2 separate regions of the Homo sapiens genome follow, and region 1 is linked to region 2. Evidence: chromatin loops called from intact Hi-C (ENCODE). Cell type or tissue: dorsolateral prefrontal cortex. All regions are shown on one strand. Each heading gives the region's core, and the rest is flanking DNA. Links, peaks and the distances in the headings are about the cores only.

Evidence for each region. Peaks named below come from ENCODE experiments on the same cell type or tissue, not always from the same donor. Only the 100,000 strongest peaks of a DNase experiment are listed, where the experiment ranks them.
Region 1: a loop joins it to region 2, with 5 times the contacts of the local background. A loop is called at or near these places in 1 of 110 quality-filtered maps.

Annotation. Positions count from the first base shown.
Region 1 is chr14:76,859,765-76,867,797 of GRCh38, reverse strand. It overlaps LRRC74A (leucine rich repeat containing 74A), which reads right to left. Exons shown (of 14, transcript NM_001385106.1): 11 at 6,959-7,105; 12 at 1,723-1,830; 13 at 360-442. Among named protein-coding and RNA genes, the nearest start is that of LRRC74A, 37 kb to the right of the region's middle. In dorsolateral prefrontal cortex, for the core only: no CTCF peak of the experiment used is centred there; DNase peaks (open chromatin) are centred at 3,616 and 3,855; H3K4me3 peaks cover 1,123 bases; H3K27ac peaks cover 1,443 bases.
Region 2 is chr14:76,780,846-76,788,878 of GRCh38, reverse strand. It overlaps VASH1 (vasohibin 1), which reads right to left. Exons shown (of 7, transcript NM_014909.5): 7 at 5,864-8,033. ANGEL1 (angel homolog 1) reads left to right here. Exons shown (of 10, transcript NM_015305.4): 10 at 1-2,870. It overlaps VASH1-AS1 (VASH1 antisense RNA 1), which reads left to right and starts at 2,155. Exons shown (of 2, transcript NR_104184.1): 1 at 2,155-2,794; 2 at 6,103-7,146. RefSeq lists an enhancer at 4,008-4,057. In dorsolateral prefrontal cortex, for the core only: CTCF peaks have their summits at 3,680 and 3,888 (motif pointing right); DNase peaks (open chromatin) are centred at 2,118 and 3,898; H3K27ac peaks cover 5,000 bases.

The DNA.
Region 1 (8,033 bases), core at 1,642-6,641, 78 kb before region 2:
GCTGCAAGGGCGCCTGGTACACACCCCTACGGCTCCTCTCACCTCACCAGGGCATAAAGATCTGCTCCCTTGCCTGCCCTCCTCCTGGGCTGTGAGTGTGGGCTCCGGCTCCTCCCGCTGGCATCCCCAGCATCCGGCCCAGCAGCCAGCAGCGCCTGATTGGGCTCAAGTTTCGCTGAACAAGTGAATTGGGGATGAGAAGGGGGGTAGACAGTGGGGCCCAGACTTGGCATGCAGGGAACAGGCAGGTGGGTGAAGCCTCAAGTAATAAAGTGTAGACAGGAAAGCTGGAGGAGCTCACATCAGCCCAGCCAGGGCCCCTTGCAGAGAACGGGGATCGTCGCGGGGCCTGGGCTGACCTGAAGTTCACCATGCCTGTCTTCTCATCGAGCTTCTTTATCACCTCCCTGACCTGGTACTGGTTCAGGGGGACCTTGTTTTGCTGAGGAGGTGGATGGAACATGTGCAGTTAATAGAACTCTGTTCACCCCTCCCTAGGCACACCCCCCCAAACACACTACCCCCCCAACACACACACCCCACCCCCCCAACACACACCCCCACACACACTACCACACACACACACACCCCACCCCCCAACACACACACTCCCCCACACACACTACCACACACCCCACCCCCAACACACACACCCCCCCACACTACCACACACACACCCCATCCCCCCAACACACACCCCCCACACACACACACCCCACCCCCCAACACACCCACACACCCCACACACTACCACATGCACACACACACCCCACCCCCAACACACACCCCCCCACACTACCACACACACACCCCACCCCCCCAACACACACACACACACACACACACACCCCACACACCTACCACCCCCCCCAACACACACACCCCACACAATGCCTCACTCTTGGGACCATGGAGGGCATCTGATTGAGAGCTCAGGGGAAACTGATTCCACAGCATGGAGGGGCTGGAAAAAGCTCCCTGCCCATGGGTCATTGTCCAGACTCCAAAGGGCCTCCCCTTTTTGGGGGCAATAAGGCAGGAGGAGATCAGAGTCAGGTGGAGCGAGTGACCGGGGGAGGGAACAGGACTCTCCTTTGCATCCTGTGAAGTTCATTCTCACTTCCTGCTGCTGAGTCCTGGCCAGCCTCTTCACCCCCGGCCTGGGCACCGGGCACCGACTGCCTTATCCGTCCCTGCCTGGGCCCCGGGAACTTCTCCTCTGGAGTCCTATTCCTGCAGGGCCCAAGTCTCTCCTGGGACGCTCTGATGATAGACCCCTTCAAGTATGCATTACAGGGGGCTTTCAGTACCTTTATTACATGGGGAGCGAGAGGAATGTGAGATTTCAGGAAAATGATTCCTAAGGTGGAAATGTTGGGACTTTGGGATGTGGTCTCCTCTCTCACTCCCTTTGTTATCTGCCCAGTAGTGAAATGCAATGGGGAGAAAAACCTCAAGATAGAACATGTGTCTCTGAGTGGCATCTCGGGTCACTGGTGGCATCAAGCCACAGCACAGGAATGACTTCAGCAGGGGTTGAGGGAGGTCTTAGGTTCCCCTCTGGGTCTAGATAAATGAGGGGAGTGTCCCATAGCCTGTCCCAGGAAGCTCTAGGAAGTGCTCACAAGCTCTTTTGCTCCTTCTCCTCCTCTCCCCTCTCTCTGACACACAAACTCACACTCACACTCACACACAGCCTGTTGCCACTAGGACCCAGCACACCTCTATCATCACTTTCTGGAACTCATCCACAGACATCTTCATTGTCCCAGTGGGGTTCAAGCTCTTGAAGAAGTCCACGATCGTGATTTTGTGTTGGTCTGCATAGCTCTGAGAGAAGCAGGAGAGACCAGGAGCAAACACTTGGTCTTGTAACAACGATCGCAGGTCCCCCTTCCCTCCCACAAAAGAGCGGCCCATGCTTCCAGGCCTAACAAGGCTAAAAAGGGCAGAAGGCCAAGGTGAGGAGCCTGCGTCTCCCGGGTGTTGGGTGTCCCCTAAGACCAAGAGCCGAGTGCAGACCCACCAGGCATGGCAAAGGTGCATGCCGGGATGATTCCTGTGTGCTCGCCATGCTTCTAGGAGCCCCTTGGCACTGCACAGACGCTCCCTCCATTCCAAAGTTGGAAGGACTGAAGTCAAGGCTGTTCAGGCACCGCAGTGCCACGAGGATGGGACAGTGATCATTATCTACAAACGCAATCTGTTAACACTGGTATAGATGGTGTGCTGTGGATGGCGCGCGGATGTTCAGAGATCAAAAGGTTAAATCACAGCTGTATAATGTGACAGTTTGGCTCTACGAATTCCTAGGATTCTCACAGTTTCACCTCAATGCTCATATGGAAACATACTTTGTTAGAATATTTTTAAAAGGATATTTCATTTTTTTCATTTAAAAAATATAGTCATCCCTTGATATGTGCAAGGGATTGGTTCCAGGACCCCCTCAGATACCAAAATCCACCAATATGAAAAGGCAGGCCCTCCATATCCGTGGGTTTCTCATTCCTCAAATACTGTATTTTGGATCCACATTTGCATATGCAGAACCCACAGGTACGAAGGGCTGACTGTATTTATTGAAAAAAATCCAAATACATAAAAGTGGATGAAATGGCACAGTTCAAACCTGTGTTGTTCAAGGATCAAGTGTATTATTACTCACGTTGCAAGGCAATTTTAGATTAGCAGGAGAAAATTTTAAAAATCACCCATAAATCCAATACCACCACACAGAGGTAACATCTTGGTGTGGACCCTTTTATCTTTTTAACTATCTATCTGACATCAATCTGTCTAACTTCTATCTATCTGTATAACATTTATCTATCTAATCTCTCATCTTTCTACTAAACCTATTGTTTTACAGAACCCACTGTTCACATATGAACACCTTTTCAATGTCATTATAATATTCTTTTCCTCTCTTTTTTTTTATTTTGAAACAGAGTCTCGCTCTGTCGCCTAGGCTAGAGTTCAGTGGCTCGATCTCGGCTCACTGCAACCTCTGCCTCCCAGGTTCAAGCAATTCTCCTGCCTCAGCCTCCCGGGTAGCTGGGATTACAGGCATGCGCCATCATGCACAGCCTATTTTTGTATTTTTAGTAGAGATGGGGTTTCACCATGTTGGTCAGGCTGGTCTTGAACTTCTGACCTCAAGTGATCCTTCCACCCCAGCCTCCCAAAGTGCTGGGATTACAGGCATGAGCTACTGCATCCGGCCTTACAATATTACAATATTCTTTTTGGTCCTTTTTAAGTATTTTTTTTTCTCTTCCCCGCACCCGGCCTTACGATATTACAGTATTCTTTTGGGTCCTTTTTAAGTACTTTTTTTCTCTTCTCCCCCGCCACCCCCCTTCCCCCCGCCACCCCCCCCCCCCCTTCCTCTCACTCTCAGAAACTCCCAGACAGCGTCCTACTGTATCGATAGCTATTTCTGGCAACGTCCTTCTCACGAAGCATTTCCTCAGGGTTCAGCCCTGGGGCCCTTGCTCTTTGTTCCCCACACTTCCCTTTCTGGAGTGCACGGCCTCCCACCCTTCCGGAGTGCCTCCCAAAGCTACATTTCCAGTTCTCCATCCTCCACAGCTGCTGGACACCCCACCGGCACTTCAATCAACACATCCAAAGTGCACCTCGTGCTCTGAAGCAGCACACTGCTGCTGAGCGCTATGGCAGATGCCATGGGTGAGCCCTCGGCACCCACTGCTGTTTCTTCACAGCAGGCTTCTCATCCATGCAGAGCCTGGAAAGCTGAAAGCGACATTCCCCAAGTCCCCTTGCAGCTGGGGGTCAGAATGGATGGCCTTTGCCAAGCACCTGCCTGAGATGTAAGTGTGAGGCTTGTGTCTGATTTGAGAGAGGCAGGTGGTGGGCAGCGGCTGTGGTTGCTTCATGACTGAGCGGGGCATTCCGCAATCATGCAGCTTCTTGATTATAGCAGAAGCAGCAACTCTTGGCAACTCAGTTGGGGTGCTTTGAGAGCCATTTCTGGAATCTAACAAGAGTCTGTTTGTTCAGCCCTCCTGACATTTCTTTGATCTCTCTCCTGTAATAAACCCCCGTGTGCTTAGCCTAGTTGGAGTAAATTCTGTGGCCAGCAACTAAGAACCTTGCCCAGCTACTTTGGTAGGTGCTACTACTAAGACCCCACACAGCCCTGCCCTGGAGGAGTTCACAGGTTGCAATGCAAGGGTGAAGCCAAGGGCTTCGGGAACACGAAGGGCGTTCGCTCTTGACCAGGGAATCCAAGAAGGGTTTCCCCAGGAAGTGACATTGTGTAGAGACCTGAGAACGGGTAGGAATGAGCGAGACCCAGAGGGCAAGAAGAAAAGTGTTCCAGGTGGAAGGACCTGCCCTGACCGTACACAGGCCTGCAGTGAAGGGAGAGCTGATGCAAAGAGGATCCGGAAGCAATCCAGTGGGGCTAGAACGTGGAGAGACAGTAAGGGCCAGGTGGCAGGCACTTTCCCCATCTGCACTTCCCTGCCTCTGGCAATCTTTCCTTCAGTCCCTTGGCCTTGAAATCTTGGGTTATCTTTGGGTTTCTTTTATCATCACAGGCCTTCCTATCCCAACACACACACACACACACACACACACACACTCACATGCATGCAATACACACCCCCACATATCCAACCATTCGCCAAGTCCTAGAGATGTTTCCATAATGATAGCTCTTACATCTGCCCTTCAATTCCATTGTTATTCTCAGCCAAGCCATCATTCCACATCTAGAGTGCTACAATAGTGTGCTTGTTTGGTTTCCTACTCTTTTTTCTTACCCTCTTCAATTCACTCCCCATTGCCAGAACTCCTCAATCCTGCTGGATTCGCATCACATCCACTGCCCAGCAGCTCTCACCGGCCCCCTGTTCCCGATGGAATCAAACTCGAACTCAGAGCCTAAAATCTGAGGGCTGCCACTTGCAGCCCAGCCTCCCTTGCCAGCTTTGCCTCTTGGGCTCCTCTATGAACCTGGAGTCATGTGTTAGTGTCCCCTGAACATGCTGTGTGCGGTTCCACCTCAGCACCTTTGCTGGCAGGAGCCTCTCGCCGGAACACCCTCCCACTCTCTGTGGCTCACCTCAATCTTTGACATTCTTCAAGGCCCTTACCCACTCCCATCTCTTCCAAGAAGTCATCCTTTTCTGGTTGCCGAATCCTACGTTGATCTCTTATTTGGATTCTGACTACATTTTCTGCCTCTGTCACTTATTTATTATTTATCACATGACACTTTTTTTTTTTTTGAGACAGAGTCTCGCTCTGTTGCCCAGGCTGGAGTGCAGTGGCATAATCTCAGCTCGCTGCAGCCTCCGCCTCCTGGGTTCAAGCGTCGAGCGATTCTTGTGCCTCAGTTTCCCAAGTAGCTGGGATTATAGGCATCTGCCACCACGCTCGGCTAATTTTTGTATTTTTAGAAGAGATGGGGTTTTGCCATGTTGGCCAGGCTGGTCTCAAACTTCTGACCTCAAGTGATCCACCCGCTTTGGCCTCCCGAATTGCTGGGATTACAGGCATAGCCACCGTGCCTGGCCATATGAAACTTTCTATGTTCTGTGGGTCGTCACTGTAGCCATCCCATCTTTCCAATGAGATTGTTGATCCCCTGAGGGGAAGGGCTATGTTGGACTCTGCATGTTTGGTCTCCAAGATTCTTTTTCTGTGTGTCTTTAAAACAAGAGGTGGGGTCCCCACTTTGCATCAGACAGCTCCATTCCTGTTCACTGGAGCACCCTGCTCCCCTTGCAAAACAGGTTTGCCTTGGTTCCATCTGAAGTCATCTTACCTGTACAAATACTGGACACCGCTTTGTCTTCTAGAATTTTTCACATAACAATTTTCATGTGGGAGCTCTTTTATTTAGTTCTAGAAACTGAGGCACAGAGCAGACCCACTGGGGGCAGGAAGCAGCCCGGGGACACACCCTGCAGAACGTGCATTGGCAGAGCAGCATCCCCACGCCTGCTCCCCAGGTAGTAACCGCTCTGCGGCCAGCAGCAGGCTCCTTGCCCCCACTGCAGGGTGAGAGGCCCGCTGTGGAAACACCAAAGCAGGGTCTGAGCACTGTTCTGCAAGACAATGGGACTAGAGGAGCAATAACATCCCTTTCGGCGCTACTATTCTCTGATTTTGTATTTCCACTGTTACATCTGCCTCCTGTGATTGCCAGAGCTAATCTAAGAAAAGATGAGTTGGGGGCAAGTTATCATTAGAAACAAAGGACTCGAGTGTTTCTCTTTGGCTGAACCCGCCAAATAGCCATCCTGACCACAAGGATGTCTTGACATCCTTACCAGCTGTTGGAAAGAACAGCTTTACCTCTGCCTCCTGTGATTGCCAGAGATAATCTAAGAAAACATGAGTCGGGGGCAAGTTACCATTAGAAACAAAGGACTGAAGTGTCTCTCTTTGGCTGGAGCTGCCAAATAGCCATCCTGACCGCAGGGATGTCTTGATATCCTTACCAGCAGTTGGAAAGAAACTATGTCTATAATAAGCAGGTGCTTGTTCTATACCAGGCATCCTTCTAAGCACTTCATGCATTTGACATAATTTGATTTTCCAAGCAATCCTACTGGGTGGCTACTGTTGTGTCCATTCTGCAGGTGAAGAGACTGTGACCCAGAGAGCTTTAGTAACTTGCCCTTGGTCATACGCTAGCAGGTGGAGGAGTCCGGGTGGGATAATCCATTCTGTCCACCTGCCCCCTTCAGCTAGATCTCAGCCCTTCCCTTCCTCTGGAGATCAGGAAGCACTGCTGAGGGATCTGGTAGCCACGGAGAATATTCATTCCATGTCTGCTGTCCAAGGGACTGAGACATTCCTTATCAGAGAGGGTTGTACAGACACTGTGGGGAGGGAGAAGTCTGGAAACTGATTTGGAGCCATTGGCCAGCTTTCCCCAGGGCTCCCTGGAGGCCCTGAGAGGAAGGCAGGAGCTCACCTGGATCAGTTTCATGGGGTTTGTCAACAAGAAGATGGTTTTCTTGGGAGAGAGGCCTTGTACTGCCTTGAATACCACGTCCAGCTGCGGGTGAACGGCATACACTCCGTCCAACGTTTTCATGAACTGCTCGGACACCAGCACGTTCTGTGACAGGGAGAGAGGGGACCCATGATGATGAGGGCACTGCCATCGTGCCTGCCCAACCAGTGCACCCTACCCCTTCCACCCAAGCCAAAGTCAGGAAGTTTTGTCTCTTCCAGTTTGTTCTCAGTGCTGCTCCTGGACTGGGATAGTTCGGGTATTTTAGAGCTTGTAAATTGACTTGTAAGTTTCCTGGGTAATTTTGATGGGATGTTTTTGTTGAGTGCTGGTGGCTTGTCACCTGCTGCCAGTTCAGCTCCACTCTCAAATGGCATCTGCATCTGACAGATGATTTACAGCTTTGGAGTGGCAAGATAGTCCTTAAACAAAGCCCTGAAATGTCCATGTCTGCGTGAGTGTTGTTTGTCAGAGAAAGTGCCCTGGAAGAGGATCCCTGATTCCAATAAGTGACCAGGGACAAAATGGAAACTTCCCCTTCTGGAAGTGCCCTCAGAGCTGGTTTGTAGGACATGGGAGAAAATGTGTCCTGTGAAATAGTGTTTGATCAAACCTGGGCTCCACCAGTTTGGTCAGCCTGCTTCATTCCTCAGATGTGGCTCGGAGTACATTTTGCCCTTTCAAAGAATTAAACCCCTGTTTAAGGGCAGAAGGCTTTGTAGAGATTCTAGAGAAAGTTCTAGGAGCATCTACAAAAGAGGAATTTCTATACTGTTCAGAGTTATGGAGGCATTGTTGACAAAAGGGAAGGAGAAGGCTAATACAGGCTCGATGTCTCAAGCCTGTAATCCCAGCACTTTGGGAGGCCAAGGTGGGTGTATCACTTGAGGTCGGAAATTCAAGACCAGCCTGGCCAACATGGTGAAACTCTGTTTCTACTAAAAATACAAAAAAATTAGCCAGGTGCGGTAGTGGGTGCCTGTAATCCCAGCTACTCAGGAAGCTGAGGCAGGAGAATCGCTTGAACCTGGGA
Region 2 (8,033 bases), core at 1,161-6,160:
GCCGTTTCTTGATGTACCTTCTGACCTGACCTTTTCCCTGCCTTCAGGACTTCTGGGCCCAGCCCTCTTGCCAGGCATGCATATGTGAGATATGCATATCATGTATGTGTCCTCTTGGGGTGAGACTTCTGCACAGCCATGCCTGCCTCTGACCAGTCCACTTTTCATGTTGGGGCTGTAGGCCTGGGGCAGGTTCAGAGTCTACCCAAGTACCTATGTATGAGCAGGCAGCAGCAGGGCATGGCCCCATCTCTCCTTTTAGCCTCTGTGTTTCATTAGGCATTCATCCTGCCAACCAGGGCAGGCCCGGCGTCTGGGCTCTGGGAACAAATGGGGCCCACATCCTGGAGTGGCAAATTTTGGGGGATGCGCTACCTGTCCCAGCTGGCCCTGTGCCTCCAACCCAGAGCTCCCCACAGACCTGGTGTAATTTCACAAGGGCCATCCCTTTCCCCAGGCTTCCCTGAGGGAGGCGGAAGTTTGAACCCTTATGTGGGGTTCATTGGGCTAGGGTAGTGGTATGAGGTTTAAAACTATTTAAGGATTAGGAGGAGAAAGAGTCTTCAGGAAACTCTTGTTTCACTGGACTCTGCAGCCTGCAGAACTGGGGCAAGGGTAGGAGTTCCAGTAGGGGAAGGAGCAGGTAGACTCTTCAGCTGCCTCAGCTGGGACTGAAGACCTAAGCTGATTCTCTTTCCTCTCCACTCCTAAGAAGCAATTTTCTGTTCCTCTCCTTCCACCACTTTTTACTTTCTGCTATCTCCCATCTCCCGCTTCCCTTCCATTTCCTTTCTAGAAAACCCTGGTATTTAGCTCAGGCCAAACTGCCTCAGCAGAAAGGTGGCCTTGGACAAAACTGGTCCAAGAATTTGAAGTGGCAGTACTTGCGGATTGGCTCTGTCCAGCAAGGCCTCAGCTGCTTGTTGCGTCTGCTTTCCCTCCCCTAACAGAAGGGTACCCTGGCTTATTCAGGGGACTCCTTAGTCCACACTGTGTCACCTGCATGCCTTAATCTTTCATTGCTGGGGTGTGGCCTTGGGAGATCCTGGGCCAGCCCCTCCACACATCTCCCTAAGTCAGAGTGGCTGCTGGCCCTGGTAGATTTGACTTGCTCTTGCCTCACTCGACCTCCAAAGTGGGACTGAAGACAGTGGTCAAGAGACTTGAGTTCGGGACAGTAAGCCAGGGGTTAAGGTTCTTTCCTTTTTTTGAAAGCCAAAGACCCAGTTTGCATTGTGCTGCTGCATTCATGGTTAGAAGCTTTCCATGCCTAGGTTCTAGGGAATTTATTTTTCTATGTGTATATATTTTCAAACTTTGTTTCCTGGGTACTGGGCATGTGCCTGTCTGAGCCCCAGGTCTGTCTACACCCCACCATTCATTCTGTCTGTCTGTTCCCTGGACACTGCCTAAAAGGGTCTCAAGACAGTGCCCTGTGGGTTCCTAGGACTAGGGCCCATCACTGTTCTCTTCTGCTGGGAAATGCAGCTTTAAAATGGCTAACCACAGCAGAGGGCAGATGCTTGATAGATTATCTTTTCCTTGCTTTCTTGTTTCTGTTTTGAAAGTGAAATGGGGTTTTAAATTGTTATTTAAACTCTTTTTCCAAATAAAGGTTTACCTTTTTTCCCCCCAATGTTGTTCATTTTATTAGGATCCTGAAGGGATTAGGTCCTTGAGAGAGGGCCTGAAGAATGAGGTGGGCAGAGGAAGAGACTAAGGAGCTTTTGATCTTGGGGTGGGGTCTCAAGACATGAATCTAGATTGAGAAATGTGTTGTAAGATCTCCCTCTATTAGCTGAGGTAAATTCCCACTGCTGTGAGGCCTGGGAGGAACAGGGCTTGAGTGAAGCCTCCTGCCTTGACACTGCTGGGGTACAGCTTTCTTCTGTCCTTCCCAAGTGAGAGAATGATTCTTTGGACTGCTTTTCATTCTTCCTCCATCTGCTCCCCCCATGCCTCCTCCTAGTATCTTCTGCACTTCAGGAGGGTCTGTGCAAAGTGGGATAAGATGTGTGTTTTCCTGATTAAAGCTATGGCAGCTGCATGAGACATGATGCGGGTGGCACATGCCTCTTGCTGAGCATCTATTTCTGATCTCTTTTGCATTCTGGAGCCAGGGCTGAGCAGTGGGCCATCTGTCGCTGGAAAAATGTCTCTTCCTTCCTAGGCCTACCTCTGTTGGTGCTTTTGTCTTCCAACCTCCCTATGTAGTAAGACCAGCCAAGCCCACATGCCCACTGGGAGCCCTGAAACCAGATCTGGTTTTCTGTCTTACCTGAACAGGTTCCCAGAACCCACACCAGGCCTCTGAATCAGTCTCTGAGAATCTGATTGATTTAAAGCCACTTGGTTGCTTCCATTGCACTACCTGGGTTGCGATCCCCTCAATTGATTTAGTAAAAAGAAAACTTAGCGGCCGGGTGCGGTGGCTCACACCTGTAATCCCAGCACTTTGGGAGGCTGAGGCGGGTGGATCACCTGAGGTCGAGAGTTCCAGACCAGCCTGACCAACATGAAGAAATCCCGTCTCTACTAAAAATACAAAATTAGCCGGGCGTGATGGCGCATGCCTGTAATCCCAGCTACTTGGAGGCTGAGGCAGGAGAATTGCTTGAACCTGGGAAGCGGAGGTTGTGGTGAGCCGAGATCATGCCATTGCACTCCAGCCTGGACAACAAGAGTGAAACTCCATCTCAAAAAAAAAAAAAGAAAAGAAAAGAAAAGAAAGAAAACTCAGCTAGGAATTAGAAACATCATTTGTCCTCTTGGCCTGTTCAGCTGGTGACTGTAGGTAAGTTACTTAACCTCTCTGTATTTCAGTTCACATTCCTTGGTGAAATAGAAATTAAAGTTAATAATCACTTCTACTTGTGAAGAATTTTCAGATCTGAAATTGCTTTGTTTGGGCTTTGGCAAGAAAAAGGTGCTAAGAATTCCAGAGAATTATTGGTAGGAGTTGGGAGTAGATCGTTACCCCAGCCAGGCTGGACAGTTGGGCCCATTGGCTAGGAAGTATTTGAAAGCCCTAAGCTTTGAGGTATATCCCCAAGAACCTCTTCCTGGCAGGGAGGGTTCCTCCTAGTTGCCTCAGTCAGTTAGCATCTCCACAGCACTTCTGTTAAGTTTGCACAGTACTTCCACGTCAGCTAGCAAAGACAGTGGCACTGTGTGGTGGCAGTTTAGGTGGTGTTCAGATTCTACCTTTACACCTGAGGAAACAGAAATCCCAGAGATAGAATTTGAGAATCTCCTTTGGTTTATTTCTTACCACCCCAAGTTTCTCACAAGCCTTTCCAGGATCAGGCAAGACAGGTTATCTTGGAAGGCAGAGGCTGGTGGTGGGGGCCTGGGGCTGGGGGAGCTCAGAGGCAGCTTTTAACTGGAGACCAAGAAGGGAAATGGCCAGTCAGGAGGCTGCTGCTTTTTTTGTTTTGTTTTTCTCTCCAGTTCCTGCCCTGTTGTAGCTACTAACTAGAGGAATGTTCTGGTTGTTTTGTTTTTCCTTTTTAAAATTGACATGTGATAGTTGTACATATTTTGGGGCTGCATATGGTATTTTGATACATGCGTACAAAGTGTAATGACCAGTCAGGATATTTAAGGACATTTATCACCTCAAGCATTTATCTTTTCCTTGTGCTGGGAACATTCCAATTCTTCTAGCTATTTTGAAATATACAATAAATTGTTAACTATAGTCTCCCTACTGTACTATCAAATACTAGAACTTAGTCCTCACCATATTTTTGTACCATCCACCTGCTCTTCATTCTCCTCCCCTGCTTTTCCCAGCTTCTGGTAACCCCATTCCGCCCTCTATTGGAGGGTTGTGTTTTGATTGGCTGCGAAATGCACAGTGTGGCTTCTCTTCTCCCAGGAGTGGGAGGGGCCACCTCTAGGGTCCACCAGGGGGAGCTGCCCTGCAGCCCTGGGCTCCCATCACTCTGGTCCATCCCCTCTCCTCTCCCTCCTGAGCAAATGTGCTAGACAAGACTGTTCCAGGTATGGGCCAGCCAGATGGCAGCATGGTGGTGAGGGTGCAGATCTGCTGGAAGCAAGAGAATGTGGACTTCATGGGTTGTGGAGGGAACTCTGCACTTCTGTCCCATCCCCAGTCAGCTCCTATGACCCTAAGGCCTGAAGCCTCAGCTCGCTGTGGAGAGAACAGAGCCTACACTTAAAATTCTTGGAGGTTTTGTGCTTCCAACAACCAAGTCCTTTCAGGCTCAGGGTTGGAAAAAGTTTGTATATCTGTGTGCACATTGTCATTTGGACGGGGCTCAGAGAGGTGACCTGCCAGCTGACCTGACGTGGCCTCTCCTCATCTTCTGCCAGGCCTCAACAGCTGGTCCCCTCACCTTGCTGGCAGACACTAAGGGTTACAGGCAGCCTGCTTCTGGGCCATTCTGCTTGGTTCTTGGTATGACTGCTTCCTGTCACTACCTCCACGGTAGTGGTCCAAATGCCAGCTCCTGGTAAATGGGGCAGCAGAGCTTCAACCCCTTCATCGTCAGGCCTCTGAGAAGGGCCACCTGCACCCAAAGGTCTAACCCAGTTAGTCAGGTGCCTAAATTAGGCAGGTGCGTGCTGTGAGCCTGAGGAATGGGACAGCAGGAAATGAGGTAACCCCTTCCACCCCCAAGCAGGTCGGGTTCTGATCCTCCAGGAGTCTGCAATGACATTTCCTTCTGCTTTCTAAGAAAATGGCCAGTGTCCACAAAGAGCCTACCTGACTCATTACGTAGATTCTCACCCCAGCACTTACTTACCCAGCCCCTCATTTGTACAAGAGCAGGCCAGGGGCCCCACTGTGTATGAACCTGTCTTGTTGAAGCCTGAGGCCCTTTACTTGGTATCATATCAGCTGGACTTAAATATGAAAATTACAACACTGCGTCTATGAAAGGGTGTGCAATGCAAGGTATTCATAAATTCTGGTTACTTTGAAGTGCTTTTTTTGGGTAATGCTTTAGCTGGATTTAAAGGAGCCTGTAACAAAACTGCCTCCGTTTACTGGTGTACAGTCCCAGATGTCTATGGATTCCTGCGGGTCACCTCTCCTTTTCCTGCTGCCATGCCTCCTCCTCCCCTGGTCACTACCACACCACTGAAAATGAGGGGGTCTTGGCGGTGCGAAGCTACACTTCTAGCCACGATCTTGTGGGGACTGGCTGGGATGAAAAGTAAGAAATACACTGTTTCCTCTCTCACAGGTCTGGGTTTTACCCTTAAGCTGAATGAAAGGAGAGCTGAGACAAGGGCAGGAAGGGTTATGGGTGAAATATGCTGTGAAATCCAAAAGATATTTTCTGTGCAAGTCTGGTTTCAACTGTTTGGGCTTGTCTGAAAGTGTGGGAAGAGGTCCAGAGCTGGAGGGACAACAGAGAGGAAGAGTGGGGGGTGACGGATGGGACCCGAAGTGTTTTCCACCCCATGGGTTCTGGATGTCAAGTGATGAGAAGGTTGCTACGGTTTCCTGAGCTACACTCATCTCCCAGGAGAACATGCCCCATTTCTCCTTTGCTCCTGATGGACTGCTGTGGACTGAGACTGGAAGAGCAGGGTCCTGGAATACATCCTGGGTGCTAACTTGAGCCTCTGGAGGCCAGGCCCACTGTGTGAAGAGGGGGAAAGCACTGCTCACAGATCAGGGTTAACAAGGCCTGAGGGGCTTCAGCAGGCTGAGGAAGTCTGGAACCCCAGAAGTTTCATCATGACTGCAGGCGCTGGGAGGTTTCCTGTTCCCTGGCTTCAGGCTCACCTCAGGTCAGGCTCTTCCCAGAGCCAATGGGGCTAATGCCGCTGGGCTGGGGGAGGGCTCGGGCCCCAGCTCCAAAGGAAAGGAGACAAGGCTTACGTGTTGTGGTTTCTGCCCAGCCTACACAGCAGGAGCTGGGGAGACTTTATTCGTTTCGGGGAAAGTGACAACAGGAATGAGATGAAGTGTGAAAGTGAAAGGAAGGGGCAATACTGAGATGAGAACAGCCTGAACAAAGTCTAGTACAACACTGCAGCCATCCAGAGCTTGAGGGAGCGGGGAGGTCCATCACCACCAGGCCCTGTGGGCCAAGCACACCCATGTTTCTTCTCTCTTGTCAGATTTGATGAAAAGGAAACTTGGGACTCCGGAGGACCAAGATGGAGCGAGACGGTCAATACTGATGGACTTGCAGCTAGCACCATGGCAGCCCTGCCTGGTCTAAGGAAGCTGGCAGGAGGCGATGGTACCTGGCGGGGGCAGACTGCCCACCTCCCCACTCCTTCAGAGGACTGTTTCCTGCCCTTCACACCATCATCATGTTGGGCCCTGCATGTATGTTCCTGCACTTGGAGCGAGCCCAGGGACACAGGGCAGACACTGGGCTCACAGATGTTGCTGCAGCTGAGCCAGAAAACATTCCAGGCAGGAAAAGCAGGTGCACACATTCACACAGGCCTCTGGTCACTCGACCAGCCAGAATGAGACGGACTCCTTGACCTGGGAAGTCAAGTCCCAGTGGGAAGGGCTGGAAATCACACGTGGTCAACTTCTTGGCTCTCTCTGCTCCCCAAACCCTGGCCCTAGGCTTGCTTTATCATCACATCCCAAGGCCAGAGGGCTGCTGCTGTCCCCATCTTGGCCCTGCTAGAAGAGGGATAGGGGTGGCTGGCATGATGGGTGAGGGGAACATGAGAATATGCAGAGGCCTTGGAGGAAGAGGACTGGCAGTTATGACAGGAAGGCTCTCTATACCTGGCTCCCCAGTGTTCTGCCCCTGGCACTGAGCATGAGGAGCCAGGCTTTGGGGAGACTTTGCAATCACCCCCCCAACCTGGTCCATTTTCCACAGGTAGCTTTCTTGAACTCACCTTGACCCCTCCTCAGCCAGCAGCCCCCACCTCCAGGGGCAAAGGAGCTGAAAGACAGTCCTGAACTGGGGGGAGCTGGGATCACATCAGCCAGGCCCTGTCCCTCACAGGAAGTGAGATGAGGTGATACCATGGATGGTGACTAAGGCCCCAAAGTCCCTGCCTCTCTGCCTCCCCAGAAACCTCACAGCCAGGCCAGCCCCCAGAGCAGAGCCTGTGTAAACATGCCCAGGAGGGGAGGAGGGGTTGCTACATATGAGAAACAGTTAAAAATAAATTTAAAAAGCACCACTATGTCCTGTGCTGGTCTCCACAGCCCCGAAGTCTCAGCTCAGGAAGGGTGAGTGCTGGGGGATTATCAGCTGGGGCTCGGCTCCCTCCCTTGCAGACAGCAAGCAGGTAAGGGCTTCATTTTGCTGTTTTCTCCATGGAGGGCTCTGGGAAAGGATCCTGCAAGTTGGAACCTCCTAAGACTCCAGAACCAGGAGCGGCTCCCTCTCATATCTACTCCCCTCAAACCCTGTCATTCCCGGGAAGCTCCCAGAGGCAGCTGAGGCCACGCCCCTGCTCCTGAGCGGCAGCATCCAGACCCGGAAAGGACCTAGTTTCAGCCTGGCACCTCCCAAGGTGAGCCATCTCTTCTTAGGCATAGTAGGAACATGGAGACCACACTACCCCCACTCCCTGAAAGCTGGGATGGGATGGTGAGTCAAGGGTCACCATGCCCCTATTAGTCTGGCTGGAGTTAGGTTAGGCATCCTCCCAGGGCTCATTGACCCCAGGGGGAACTTGGGGAGGCAAGGGACTGACCAGCTGGCCTCCCAGGGTGCCTCTGGCCAGGCCATGCTGGATCTGGCTCTGGGTCAAGCGCTGCTGGTTTGAAGAGCTGCCAGCCTGTGGCGCCTTCCCTGACAGGCACTCTCATCAGCAAAGGCATCCCTGGTTCTGCCTTCCCTTCCTCTTTGCTTCAAAGGCACCATCCGTCTCCCTGGCAGGCCAAGAGCTACACTGTCTGTACTCCATGCGCCACCCCCGCTGGTGACCCAGCAACTGCAAAGGGCCTCTGGTTTGTCCCGCTCTGGGAGGAGACTCAGTGGCTTTTCCTCCTCCTCAGCTGCAAGGATCCTACCCCAGCCCAGCCCAGCTCTGAGAAACAGGACTTTGCTACAGCCCGCCTCAAA